Linked DNA regions of Homo sapiens: region 1 is linked to region 2. The links are chromatin contacts, found by Hi-C or POLR2A ChIA-PET in ENCODE. All regions are on one chromosome and are shown on one strand. The core of a region is the stretch at or near the end of the contact, and the rest is flanking DNA. Distances in the headings are between cores, read along the strand shown. Region 1 holds the start of SCREEM1 (SNAI1 cis-regulatory eRNA expressed in monocytes 1). Region 2 holds the start of PTGIS (prostaglandin I2 synthase).

Region 1 (6,523 bases), core at 3,408-5,907, 460 kb after region 2:
CACTCATGATCCTGGGGAACGCTCACAACAAGGCAATGAGGGAGGCTCTGTGCTGCCCCCATTCTGCAGATGAGGAAACTGAGGCTCAGAAAGCAGAATTCATGAGCCAAGGTTACACTGGTGAGAAATGATGATGTCAGGCCTGTTGGATTCCAAACCAACTTGAACCTAAAGCTGAGAAGGAAGAGTGTGAGAAAAAAGAGAGATTATGAGAGCAGTAACAAGGGTGACTTCGGTCCACACTTAGCCTCTTGAGTTGCCATCTGTGGAAAAGGTGAGGAAAGAGGTAAAAGTCAGTGTTTCTCTATCAAACTTGCATGGATTCCCACCCCCTCCTGCTCCGTCCTGGCTGAGTGAGGTTGGGCAAGCTGGTTCACCTCTCTGTGCCTCAGTTTCCCCAGTGAATGGTGCTAAGGAGAAAAACTCCCTCAAATGGTGAGGATAAGAATGAAATAAGGCCAGGCGTGGTGGCTCATGCCTGTAATCCCAGCACTTTGGGAGGCCGAGGCGGATGGATCACTTGAGGTCAGGAGTTCAAGGCGAGCCTGGCCAACATGATGAAACTCTGTCTCTACTAAAAATACAAAAATTAGCTGGGCATGGTGGCAGGTACCTGTAATCCCAGCTACTTGGGAGGCTGAGACAGGAGAATCACTTGAACCTGGAGGCGGAGGTTGCAGTGAGCCAAGATCATAGCCGCTGCACTCCAGCCGGAGAGGCAGAGCAAGACTCTACCTCAAAAAAAAAAAAAAAAAAAAAAAATTTAATAAGGCTGGCCTGCTGCTATGGTTATCAATGTTGTTATTATCCTTTTCTACACAAGGGTCCCCCCAGCCCCAGAATCCCATGCTCTTGTTTCGGGTGCAGCTCTGGGGCAAAAGGGAGTCAGGGACCCCCAGAATCTTCTCCCCAGGGTTGGAAATGTTGGGTGGCCCAGAAGTAGAAGTAGTGTCTACTTCAAAAGTCCCATGTCCATGCTACAACTGAATGTTCCAGATCAGAAAACAGCACATAGTTTTCCAGAAATGCTGGGACCTTATCTCCTCAGGAGTGAGAGTAGCCTGGACCCATTAATTCACCAGAAACACATTGTATTTTAGGCCAGAAACAATAATAACTGTGGCCTGTTAAGTGGATGTCAGAGAATAAAAATCTAATCTGAATTTGTAACTCTGTCAGAAGGAATGGGGTGACCGAGAATTCCACAGGCGAGTTTTCAACATGGACACAGGGTGGGGGGTCCCTGAGCCTCTCTGCTGAGGTTTTGCACAGATCAGGGCTTGTGGAGAACAATGGGGACATTCTTTGAGCACTTGCTGTGTGCCAAGGCACAAAACAACCCTGGGAGGCTGTACTGTTAGAAGTTCCGTTGTTCAGATGGGAAACTGAGGCCCAGAGAGGTGGAGACGGTTGCCCAGAGTTGAACAGCTAAGAAGCGGCTGAGATGGGGCTTGAACCCAGACAGTCAGGATCTGACTGGAGCCCAAACTCTGAACCACGTGTGTCTTTCTCAGGGAAGTCTGGAAAAATGTGGTTTAGTGTTCTGCACAATGAAGTAACTTGTTCAACTGAGGTCACTGGCTGATGGTGGGAGTCACTGATGGAGGAAATGGGGAGAGGGCCCAGGACCCCCCAGGAAGTGTCCCCTGTCTCCTTTGCTGGGTATTTTCCTTCCCTGACTCTTGGCCTGTTTCTTTCTTGGTGAGTGTATGTGGGGTGGGGTTAGTGAGAAAGGGAGACCCCAGCTCTGGCGTTGCGGGAGTGTTAGGATCCAAGGCCAGGCCTGCAGCCCTGGGTCCCTCCTGCCTGGGAGGTACCTGGGGAAGTCTGCAGCCTGTCTACACTGGTGAAGCCTCAGCCCCAACCAGCCCCCTGCCCTGCACTTGCCAACTGGGCACCGCCACTGTCGGCACCACATCCCCAGGGTGTGTAACAAGTGTCACAGCCTCACCCAGCCTCAGTTTCCTCCCCTGGAAAATGGGGATAGCCACGACACGTGGTGGGGAAGGTTATATTTACATGACCTGGGCTGTTACTCTTATTCCTGCCTCCAGTAAGAAGCCACGTGGAGTGTCTGCCATGCTGAGGAGAGGGCACCCCTGGCCGGAGCCCAGCTGGATGTCAGGCCTGAGGCTGGATGTCAGGCCAAAGCTGGCTCCAGCCCAGCAGCCTGACACGAAGGGGAGGGAGGCCTGAGTCGGCCAGACTCCTGAGTCACTGTTTCCCGGCTCTGCCAGGCCAGGCGGGAAAAGGGGGAGCGGGGCGGAGGGAGGGGAAGGGGATAATCTGGGGGAGGGAGGGAGTGGAGAGTGAGACACCAGTTGTAACCATTGTTGGGTGGGACAGACAGAAAGCCACCTGCCAGGGGGGCAAGGAGATTCTGGGGTGTCAGAGTGGGGTCCTTGCACTTCCCTGCATTATAGGCTGCAAACTCCTCCCTCCCTCGCCACCAACACATACACACACACACACACACACACACACACACACACACACACACACACTGCACTCAGCTTCACAGCTTTCCTTCTCTTTCTTGAGTGTGTTGACCAGGTTCCAGCCTCAGGGCCTTTGCACTGGCTGTGTTTTCTGCCTGGAACACTTCAAGGTTCTTTCTCAAATCTCAGGCTTCAGCTTAAATGTCACCTCTTCAGTGAAGCTGTCCAGGCTGGAGTGCAGTGGTGCCATCATGGCTCACTGCAGCCCCAACCTCCCCGGGCTCTGGTGATCCTCCCACGTCAGCCCCTCGAGTAGCTGGGACCGCAGGCGTGCACCATCATGCCCTGCTAATTTTTGTATTTTTCTGTAGAGATGGGGTTTTGCTGTGTTGCCCAGGCTGGTCTCGAACTCCTGAGCTCAAGTGATCCACCAGCCTTGGCCTCCCAAAGTGCTGCGATTGCAAGCCTGAGCCACCACACTGGGGCCTGCCTGAGCTTTCTTTTTCTTGAGACAGAGTCTCGCTTTGTCGCCCAGGCCAGAGTGCAGTGGTGCAATCTCGGCTCACTACAAGCTCCGCCTCCCAGGTTCACCACCCGGGTTCACACCATTCTCCTGTCTCAGCCTCCCAAGTAGCTGGGACTATAGGCACCCGCCACCATGCCCGGCTAATTTTTTGTATTTTTTTAGTAGAGACGGGGTTTCACTGTGTTAGCCAGGATGGTCTCCATCTCCTGACCTCGTGATCCGCCCGCCTCAGCCTCCCAAAATGCTGGGATTACAGGCGTGAGCCACCACGCCCGGCACCTGCCTGAGCTTTAAGTGTGCTCTTCCTACTCCCCCTCCCAATTCCTTTAGTTCATCCATTCATTCATTTATTTGCCCGGAAGGTATTGCGCACCTCCTTCGGGCAGGGCCCTGCTTTAAACAGTGAACAGAGTAGACAACCTGCCTGCCCTCATGGAGCCATCACTCCACCCAAGGAGATGGCACAATGAGCACACCGCACACTGGGCTGGAACAGGTGTCTCTGGAGGAGCCAGGCACAGGTGGGGGAGCCAGGCGCAGCTGGGGGAGTCAGGACATAGCGCGGGGGCTTTCCCTGTTGGAGGGGGTTGAGTACGGTGTCTCAGAAAGTGATGCCAGGGAGATCTGCAGGACGAATCGAAGGAAGCCATGTGGGTGTCTGCGGAGAGAGAGTTCCAGGCAGAGGGAACAGCCAGTGTGAAGGCCCTGAGGCAGGGGTGTGGTGGGCAGAGTCAAGGAGCAGGCAGGAGGCCAGTCGGGTGGGAGCAGAGTGGGCGAGGCCAGGAGGTGAGGCCAGCAAGGGGACGGGGCGGGCAGGTGGGGCAGGCAATGAGGAGGATGTGGCTTTTGCCTTGAGCCCCTGGAGGGTCCTGAGCAGAGGGGCTGCAGAGACATGGTCAAGTTCCAGGTGGGGTTAGGGCGAGAACTGACCTTCCAGGCAGACAGGCAGGGTCCCCCCACCTTGCCCCTGCCCTGAGATGAAGCGCCAGCCTTGGATCAGGACCCTGTCCAGAGGTGGGCCAGGGCTCTCAAGCCAGACTCGAGTCTGCACTGGGTAGGGACAGCTTCCCACGGCCAGCCTTCCCCGTGGAGGATTGCTTGCGGGGGAGGGGTCCCCTAAGTCTCTTCTCTTTCTCCCTCTCTTTCGTAACCATCAGCCTAGCCAGACCTTTGGTCAGGCCTGGTGGAGAGAGTGTTCTCTGTCATCATCTGGCCATGGGAAAGGTGAAGTAAAAGCCACCAGTGACGGAGAGAAGCAGCCTGTGGCCAGCCCAGCACCACCCTCACCCCACGCACCCGTAGGCTGAGTGCCTCATCCCTTGGCCATGGTCCCCCAACCTCCAACATAATCAGGCCCGTGGGAGCCTGGCCAGAACTGTGGCCAGTGACTCAGCAGGAATCACCCCAGACAGGAGCCAGAGCCCCGGTGTCCAGACCAGAAACCACCCCTGACCTGTTCGGCTGGGCAGGAACAGGGACAGAGCAGGCGGAAAAGCTCTCAGCCCAGGATAGCCGGGGGAGAGGGGCGTGGGAAGACCCCTGTCCAGATGCAGTTCGTGGCCACCCACCCTGATGGTGTCTGCTGAGGTCCAGATCGTAGTTTTAGGAGGGGGTTCGTGGCTGTTCTGCCCAATTCTGTTGAAGCCCTGAGCATCAGCCTGGCTTTGATGGGTTATACTGGGCTGTTGTGGTGTAGCTTGTCTATTCCATTGCATTGTTTCTGTTCTATTGTGTGTTCTGGTCTGTTCTAGAACCTACCAATCCTTTCTATTCTATTGTGTTTATTCATTCAGCAGATACTTACTGACCACCCCTGTGTGCCAGGCAGTCTTCCAGATGCTCGGGTCACAACTTTGTTTATTTATTTATTTATTTATTTATTTTGTGACGGAATCTCACTCACTCTGTTGCCTAGGCTGGAGTGCAGTGGCGCGATCTCGGCTCACTGCATGGAGTTACAACTTTGGATGAAATGAGACCTCTGCCCCAGGGCGTTCATGGGGAGACCAGCAACTGATAAATATCAGGTAGTGGTAAGAGCTGAGAACAGCAGCAGCAGCATCAAAGCAGAGAGCCACAGAAGGAGCGAGGCGCAGGCTGCGTTCACAGTGCGGGGAGCAGGGTCAGGAGCAGCCGCAGCCTCACTGGCAAGATGACAGTCTTTTTTTTTTTTTTTTTTTTTGAGATGGAGTCTCACTCTGTCACCCAGGCTGCAGTGCAGTGTTGCAATCTCGGCTCACTGCAACCTCTGCCTCCCGAGTTCAAGTGATTCTCCTGCTTCAGCCTCCGGAGTAGCTGGGATTACAGGTGCGTGCCACCACACCCGGTTAATTTTTGTATTTTTAGTAGAGATGGGGTTTCACCATGTTGGCCAGGCTGGTCTTGAACTCCTGACCTTAAGTGATCCACCCGCCTCGGCCTCCCAAAGTGCTGGGATTACAGATGTGAGCCACCGCAGCCAGCCAAGATGACAGTCTTGAGCAGAGTCGGGAAGGAGCTGAGGGAGGGAGGCACACAGATATCAAGGGGTCAAGAAAAGCATTCTAGGCAGAGAGAACAGCAAGTACAAAGGCCTGAGGCTGGAATGTGCCTAGTGTGTTCCAGGACTGGCCAGGAGGCCAGTGTGGCAGCCAAGGGGAGCAGTAGGGAAGATGGGGTGTGTGGGGACATGGCTTGGAGGAGGTTAAAGCCAGGTGGGAGAGAGCAAGAGGGACAGAGCTCTCCACGGTCCTCCTGGGGTGTGGGGCCAGCTGGATGGCCTTGGATAGGGGGTACGCGTGTGAGTGTGTGTCTGTGATGTGGACAGATGCATGTGGGTCCGCGTGTGGTGTTGTGCATCCCTGTGTGTCTGTGTGCGCCCATCCATGCACCTGCATTATGTGTCTCTGATTCAGGCAGTTAGTGCTTCTGTATTTGTAGGTGCCTGTGGGTATCTGCAGTGTATTGTGGGTGTGTGTTGTGTGTCTGGAATTTGGTGTGACTGTATAGGAGCAGGTCTGTGTGTGTCACGTCTTTTTTTGGCAGGTGCCTGGACGTGTGTGTGGAGTGTTGTTTGTCTGCCATGTATTTTGTGCATGTGTGGGGGTGTGTGTGTGCATTAGTCTATGTTCCTGTGATTGTGGCATGGTGACAAGTTTTGGGGTTCCTGGGGGTGCAAAGGCATGGGAAGGAGCCTTCCTGCAGACCCACCCCAGGCCAGCAGCAGCCCCTCCCCATGGCAGCAGATACACACTCACTCTGATGCCCCGGGAGGAGGCTGGGCAAGCAGCCCCAGAGCAGCAGGCAGCATCAGGTGGAGAATGAGGGTGGGAGCTCAGTTCAGCCACCTTTTCTAGGCATTTCAGGGCCTGTCAGAAGCTCCCATGGAAGATGTGGAGGTTGGGGAGCAGTAGACATTCACAGGCCTGGGAATGGGGGTGCTTGAGTATCTGGGGCACCCACGGGAAACTCTGGCCTCCTTGGGCTTAATGGGTGGAGCCGGGTTTTTGCACACACGTGGTGGGGGCGACTACATGTACTGAGCTCATGCCAGAGTATGAGAGGAGACAGTGCCCGACGT
Region 2 (6,408 bases), core at 1,533-4,032:
TCATTCTTCCTGTGAATTAAAAATTCTTGCAAAGCCAGGCGTGGTGGTTCACACCGGTAATTCCAGCACTTTGGGAGGCTGCGGTGGGAGGATCGCTTGAGCTGAGTTTGAGACCATCCTGGACAACATGGCAAGATGCCATCTCTACAAAATTTTTAAAATTAACTGGGCATGGTGGCACACACCTGTAGTCCCACCTACTCAGGAGGCTAAGATGAGAGGATCACCTGAGCCCAGGAGTTCAAGGCTCCAGTAAGCTATAATTGTACACTGCACTCCAGCCTGGGCCACAGTGTGAGATCCTATCACTAAAAGTAAAAGCTAAAAATTCTTACAGCCCAGAGTTTTAATCCAGACAGACCTTGAGCAAGTTGCTTAGCCTTTCTGAGCCTGTTTCCTCCTCTGTAAAATGGAGATAACCAGAGTGTCCCTAGCTGAACTGGAAGGAGAAAGTGAGATTGGGGATCTAAACTGGGGTCCCCAGGGTCCATGCACCTACCCTCAAGCTGCCAGTGACCCTCATTCCCACACTTCTCCCCACTACCCACTGTTGACCCTTCCAAGGTGCCCACAGGTATAAAAATCAAAGGCTCAGCAGGGCGCGGTGACTCACGCCTGTAATCTCAGCACCTTGGGAGGCCGAGGCAGGCAGATCACCTGAGGTCAGGAGTTCGAGACCAGCCTGGCCAACATGGAGAAATCCTGTCTCTACTAAAAATACAAAAATTAGCTGGGCATGGTGGCACATGCCTGTAATCCCAGCTACTGGGGAGGCTGAGGCAGGAGAATCACTTGAACCCAGGAGGCAGAGGTTGCGGTGAGCCGAGATCGTGCCATTGCACTCCAGCCTGGGCAACAAGAGGGAAGATCCATCTCAAACAAACAAACAAACAAAAAAAGAGCCCATAACGTATTCACATGATGGAAGACTCCAGAGAGGATCAAAAGAATGGATTCGATCTCCTTGTAGCAAAAAGATCTGCTTGTAGCAAAAAGAACAGATGTCAAAACTAAAATCTGGAGTGAAAAGAGCAAGCAACATAATGTCTGAAAACATTTCTATACAGTGTATTGAGAAAGCCTGACAGGAAAAATAATTCATTTCTTCCCTGAGACATTTATTCACTGTCTTTTTCTTTTCTTGTTTTAAGGCAAATGATTGACTACACAGTTGTAAATTTCAGCTGAAAAGATGTCTGGAGGTTGAAGAAAAATACAGTGAGCTTATTGTTTGAAAATTCAACTACCATATTGTTTAAAAATCAAAAAGTTCCCAAGGTTTCCGGAATTTTCAGACACGAATGTAAACTAACTCTCTCTTACGTGGCTCTGTATTAGCTACAAGCTCATGTCTATGTATGTAAGAGTAATTTTTATGTAAGAGTAATTTTTAAAACATCTGGGAGACTGAGGAGGTATGAAAACTAAAGGCAATGTGGTAACTTGGGGCCGGATCCTGGAACAAAAGAGGACAGTAATGGGAAACTGGATAAAATCCCGTGAAGTTTGAAGTTTAGTTAAGAGTAACGGACCAGTGTTGGTTTTTAGTGGCGACAAATGTCCCATAACAATGTAAGATGTTAACAATAGGGAAAACGGGGTGAGAGAAATACAGGAACTTTTTGTACTATCTTTGCAACTTTCTGTAAATCCCAAACTAGTCTCAAATAAAAAGTATATTTTTTTAAATATGGAAGGTTCTACCCAGACTCAGCAACAGGAGAGGCCCAGAGAGGGAGAGAGGACTAGACTTCAGGGGCTGGGGGAGGGTTAAGGGGCTTCGGTCTTACCTATAACAGGATAAATATTTGTGTTAAGTCGAATGTATTCAGCTATTCCTTATGCAATTCAAGTTAACTTAAAAAATATTTTATGAAAAGGAGAGCTACAGCTATCTCCTTGATTTGAGGCTGTCTTTACTTTTTCTCCTAAATCACAGATGCTCAATGGAGCTGGAAAACCTTTGGGACCAGGAGGCTGTGACATCTGACCCTGGCTCCGTTCTGTCCAGGCTGTGGGACCTCAGGGGAAGGTAGAGACTTCATAGGCCTCAGTTTCTCCCTGGCAAATGAAATTACTAAGCCCACCGACCCCCGTCTTCCAGACGGGGAATCCCGGGGTGGGTGGTTCCAGGGCATGATCAAGACATCCCCCAGGGGCTCTACACTCCGCTGGCTCAACACTCCCATCTGTGTAATGGGTTGAGGAGCGAGGCTATCCCTATAGGACTGCCGAAAGCAAGGCAGGGTTTGACAGCGCGTAGGTGGGTGCCAGGTGCAGGCAGAGGCTGGAGAGTGGAGAGCGCTTCTTCCACCCGGGCCACGCAGAGGCTGTCCCCGCACGGCTCCCCACCCACAAACCCTCGGTCCTCACCTGAAACCCCCTCCTAGGTCCCTGCCGTCGCGCTAAGGGCCAGACTCGGACTTGTCGCGGTGGGCGATTCGCCCCGGGGGACCTACCGGACCCCGCACCTTCCCACCTTGCACCTTCTTGGCAGGGGGAGCACGGCCTGGCCCCCTCACCCACGTGCGGGGCCCCGGGACTCCCACCTCCGAGGGTCTCGCCTTGCCCGGGATACTGGAGCGGGACTCGGGCCGGGCCGGCCGCGGGCTCCGAGACCCTTGGGCTGCAGCCCGGGCGGGAGCCGCCCCCTTTGTCTGGCGGGGCCGAGCGGAGCAGGACACTCACCGCGTGCGGCGGCGGCTCAGTAGCAGCAGCAGCAACAGTGCGGCCAGGAGGCCGAGGAGCGCGGCCCAAGCCATCGCGGGGCTGGCGGGGCTGGCGGGGCTGGCGGGGCTGGCGGCCTGGCCCACTCCCAGGTAAAGTTCCCCGCCCCCACCCGGCGCGCCCCTCCCACTCCGCCCACCCCAGCCCGCTTTGGGGCGGGGTGGGGGGGGTGGGGGATGGGGCCCTCCGAGGTCCGCAGGGGTCGGACCGGGGCGCTCTGTTAGAAACCCTGCTCCCCCCAGCTCAGGCCTGATGGAAAATGTGGGAGGGAGGGGAGGGGAGAAGGAGGGGGAGGGGGAGGGGGCGGAAGGGATGTGGTGGGCTGGGGAGTGATCAAGGGGAAAGGAGATAGATGGGGGACTGAGGGGGATGTGGTGGACTGGGGGGTGATGGAAGGGAGGGGAGAGGGAGAGGATTTACAGGAAGGAAGAGATTATATGCGGGGAGGGAAGAGGGATGGGGAAGATGGGAGAGGACTTTTGGGGAAGGGAAGAGGAGGGAATGTGGGAAGACGGCGGGACGATGGGGAAACAGCCAAGGAGGTATGGGGAGGAGGGGGCACAGTGGGAGGAGAAAATGTGGTGGGAGGGGACGAACATGGAGGAGGAGTGTAAGGGGGTCAGGAGGAGCTTTCCCACCACATTCCACATTCCACCTAGACAGAGGAAACCCCCCAAGGCTCCTCCTCACCCCATCCCCCACCCCAGGCGTGCTGGGGACCTGGAGTTTTCCATTCTGTGGTCTGGGCTGGGAGGGCTGGTCTGGATTATATCGCACCCTATAGTATCTTCAGTAACTACTGGGCAGGGGGTACAAGGGTGTCTCAGGGAGTCCCCTCATCCTCACCTGCTTTGGGGACAGATAGTGCCCGTGAAGTATGCACCCTCTACCTGGTGCACGTTAGGGCCTCCGGATGTGGTGGCCATTGTCATCGCTACCTGGTGCTTGGGGTGCCAGCCCCCTGTGCCCGCGGCTCTGCAATGTACCACCCCAGGGTGCTGATGAGAACTGGGGGTCAATCCAGCCTCACTCCACGCCCCTGCCCCCACCATCCCCATTCCCACCCTGGGAAGCGTTGGGCAGGTAGCTCAACCTCTCTGAGCTCACCTCATTATCTGGAAACAGGGAGGGCAGAGTTGTGCTTACCTCTGGGGCTGTTGTGAGGAAGTGATGAGAGCTTGACACTAAAAGGAATCACAAACTGTTGAGTGCTTGGCACACTAAGTTTTATGAAACCATGGGCTGAACCTGGAGGTAAGACCCAGGAGGTCTTGTTCTAGTCCTGTATCCACCCATTCAGTGCCGGGTGAGCTTAGGCACGTTTCATTCCATAGTCCCAGCAGAGCTCTGGAGAAGCTGTTGCTCCTCCTGGTCTCCTGGCTTCCATCCTTATCAGCCAGGGTCCTGACAAGGCCCTTCGAGAACCAGCATGATCCGCCCCTTCTCACCTTTACCTGCCTGACCCTATGCCCCCGACTCTCTCCCTCACCCACTCTGCTCCAGCCACACTGATCTCCCCATCTTTCCCTAGAGGTCCCACTGCAGGGCCTTTGCACGTGCTGTTCCCTCTGTTCGGAGCATTCTTCGCACAGCCTGCTCTTTCCACCACCTCCCCGGTGCCTCTATCTCTGCTCAGCTGTCACTGCAGAGAAGCTGTCTTTGGCCACCTGGTCTAAAACAGTCATCTCCTCTTACTGATTTTTGTTTCTTTGTTTTTTTGATAGTTTTTTTTTCTGGCAGTACTTCACATGTCCTGCTATCATACTCAAGATTCATTCATTTGCCTGCTTAATGTTGGCTGTCGAGGCAGCTGGATGACCCCCTTGTGGCCTCAGCAGATTCAGAACAGCAGGAGGCAAAAGGAGTTTTCTGATCCTCTTGTTTATTTTTCCAGCTTATCTGCCAGAGAAGCCAACAATCCCAAGAAGGCCATAGAACGGGTCCAGAGGATTTTCTCCAAATTTGGGGAGCTCCAAAGGGCTGTCTGCTAGCAGTGGGGTTCACAGCTGGGCTTGGCCGATCCTCAGCTTTGTGACCCCAAGCAGACTGCTCCACCTCCCTAAGCTGAGGTTCCTCATTGACAGAATGGGGAAAAGAGAACCTCATGGAGTTGAGGTCAGGAACAAACGACCTGGTCCATGGGGCACACCTATGTGAGTGCCTGTCACACCATGAGCATCAGGGAAAGTTAACCGCAATTAGCGCTTATACCAGTTCCGCTCCTCTCCATTATCTGTGATCAGGCTTGGTCTCAATTTTCCCATCTGAAAAATGGGAAGAACAGTTCCTTCCTCATGGGGCTGCTTTGAGAACTGAATTAAATGAAAAGAGAATGAAATCACCCAGCACAGGGTCTGGTATACAATAGGTACTCAATAAATATTAGTTCTTCTACTCCCCACCCCTGGCTTCAGTGCAGACCAATATCACCTCAATACAAATATCTCTTCCAGATACTCTCTTCCCTTCTCGACCCATAGACAAAATCCTCCCAGGGAAGGAGAGGCAGCTGCTCACACACCAAAGGGAGATGAATGTGAGCCTCTGGTTCTTCCTGGATTTGTTCAGGAGTCGGCATATGTTTAGGAAGGTGGCCAGGCCCCCTTCCCAGAGAATGACCCACCATGGGTCTGAGCTGGTCCAGGAAATCCACCTTTGCTAGTGATTTGTCCTGAGGTGGGCACCTTCCAGATATCTGTTGCGGGCTTCTAGAAAAATGTGTTTCCTTCCTATTTGCCTTCTCTTCTGCTTTGGGGGCAATCGTGTGGGAATGTGATTAGTGGGGGAGCTGAGGGGGGCTGTAGTGTTATGAGGGAAGGCCAAGAAAACTGCAGAGCCCCAAACCAGAGCTGCGGAATCACCATCCCTGGAACCACCTGCCTATAGATTTCTCATTTAATGAGCTAACCACACGTCTGTGCTAGGACACCATGAGTCAGATTTTTCTAATACTTGCAGCCAAAGACATTCCCAACTGAGACGCCTTCTAGATATGGCTGAAGGGAGGACCAAATGAGGCAATGATGCATCCGGAGCACCTCTGCAGGACTGGCCCATGCGAGAATTCAAAAGTGTTGCTTTGTTTTATTATTTTTACTTTGCTTACTGTGTAAGCTTTCTATGTTTATCAGGCTGACAGGACATCCAACCCTCTGGCTATGGCATCTTGGAGGAACAGGCAGGCCTTGAAAATAGCAGAAATTCCGAATTCCCCTGCCCCGGGAGGACTCAAAGGACCCTGCTGAGGACAGAGCTGATATGGCCTCAGAATAAAGATGAGGGAAGACCATCCCAAGGAAGACCCCTCTAGCCCATGGCAAAAGGGCTGGAATACGCAAGGATTTGAAAAGCAAGTTTTGCTTTCCATATAAACCTAAGCAAGTCGCTTAATCTGTGAGCCTCAACTACTTTACTTGTGCAATGGGCATGTTGCTGGTAGTGGTGATAGCAGGGAGCCACCGAGAGAGCTTCCAAGTGTGCCATCTAAGCCCTCCTCTGGGGAAGGGAAGCTCCTCTGGGGAAGGGAAACTGGACCCCCGGGAAAATTTATTCTCCCAGGGACGAACATCCAGACATTTCCCTGTAGGAGCCTCAGTGTGTTCAGATGTTCACTGTCCAGTAGAAACAAGACATCTAGGCAACTCTCCCATCTCACCAAGCCTCTGCTCTCTTCTGTGGCCA

What was found. Hi-C counts contacts between places; a loop is a spot of excess contacts on that map. ChIA-PET counts read pairs that join two places held with the same protein, here RNA polymerase II (POLR2A).
Region 1: a map of endothelial cell of umbilical vein shows a loop between it and region 2 (3-fold over the local background). The contact joins the promoter of SCREEM1 here to the promoter of PTGIS in region 2. A Hi-C loop is called at or near these places in 1 of 168 maps with a recorded cell type or tissue (endothelial cell of umbilical vein). POLR2A ChIA-PET finds 5 or more read pairs at or near these places in 1 of 52 experiments (Caco-2).

The regions. Positions count from the first base shown.
Region 1 is chr20:50,025,820-50,032,342 of GRCh38, forward strand. SCREEM1 (SNAI1 cis-regulatory eRNA expressed in monocytes 1) reads right to left here and starts at 4,658. Exons shown (of 3, transcript XR_936829.1): 1 at 4,533-4,658; 2 at 3,895-4,173; 3 at 3,272-3,622. RefSeq lists enhancers at 1,519-2,358, 2,359-3,196, 4,036-4,873.
Region 2 is chr20:49,565,355-49,571,762 of GRCh38, forward strand. PTGIS (prostaglandin I2 synthase) reads right to left here and starts at 2,783. Exons shown (of 10, transcript NM_000961.4): 1 at 2,689-2,783. The coding sequence starts at 2,762. LOC101927486 (a long non-coding RNA gene) reads left to right here and starts at 2,690. Exons shown (of 2, transcript XR_244188.4): 1 at 2,690-2,819; 2 at 5,859-6,408. RefSeq lists enhancers at 3,083-3,699, 3,700-4,314.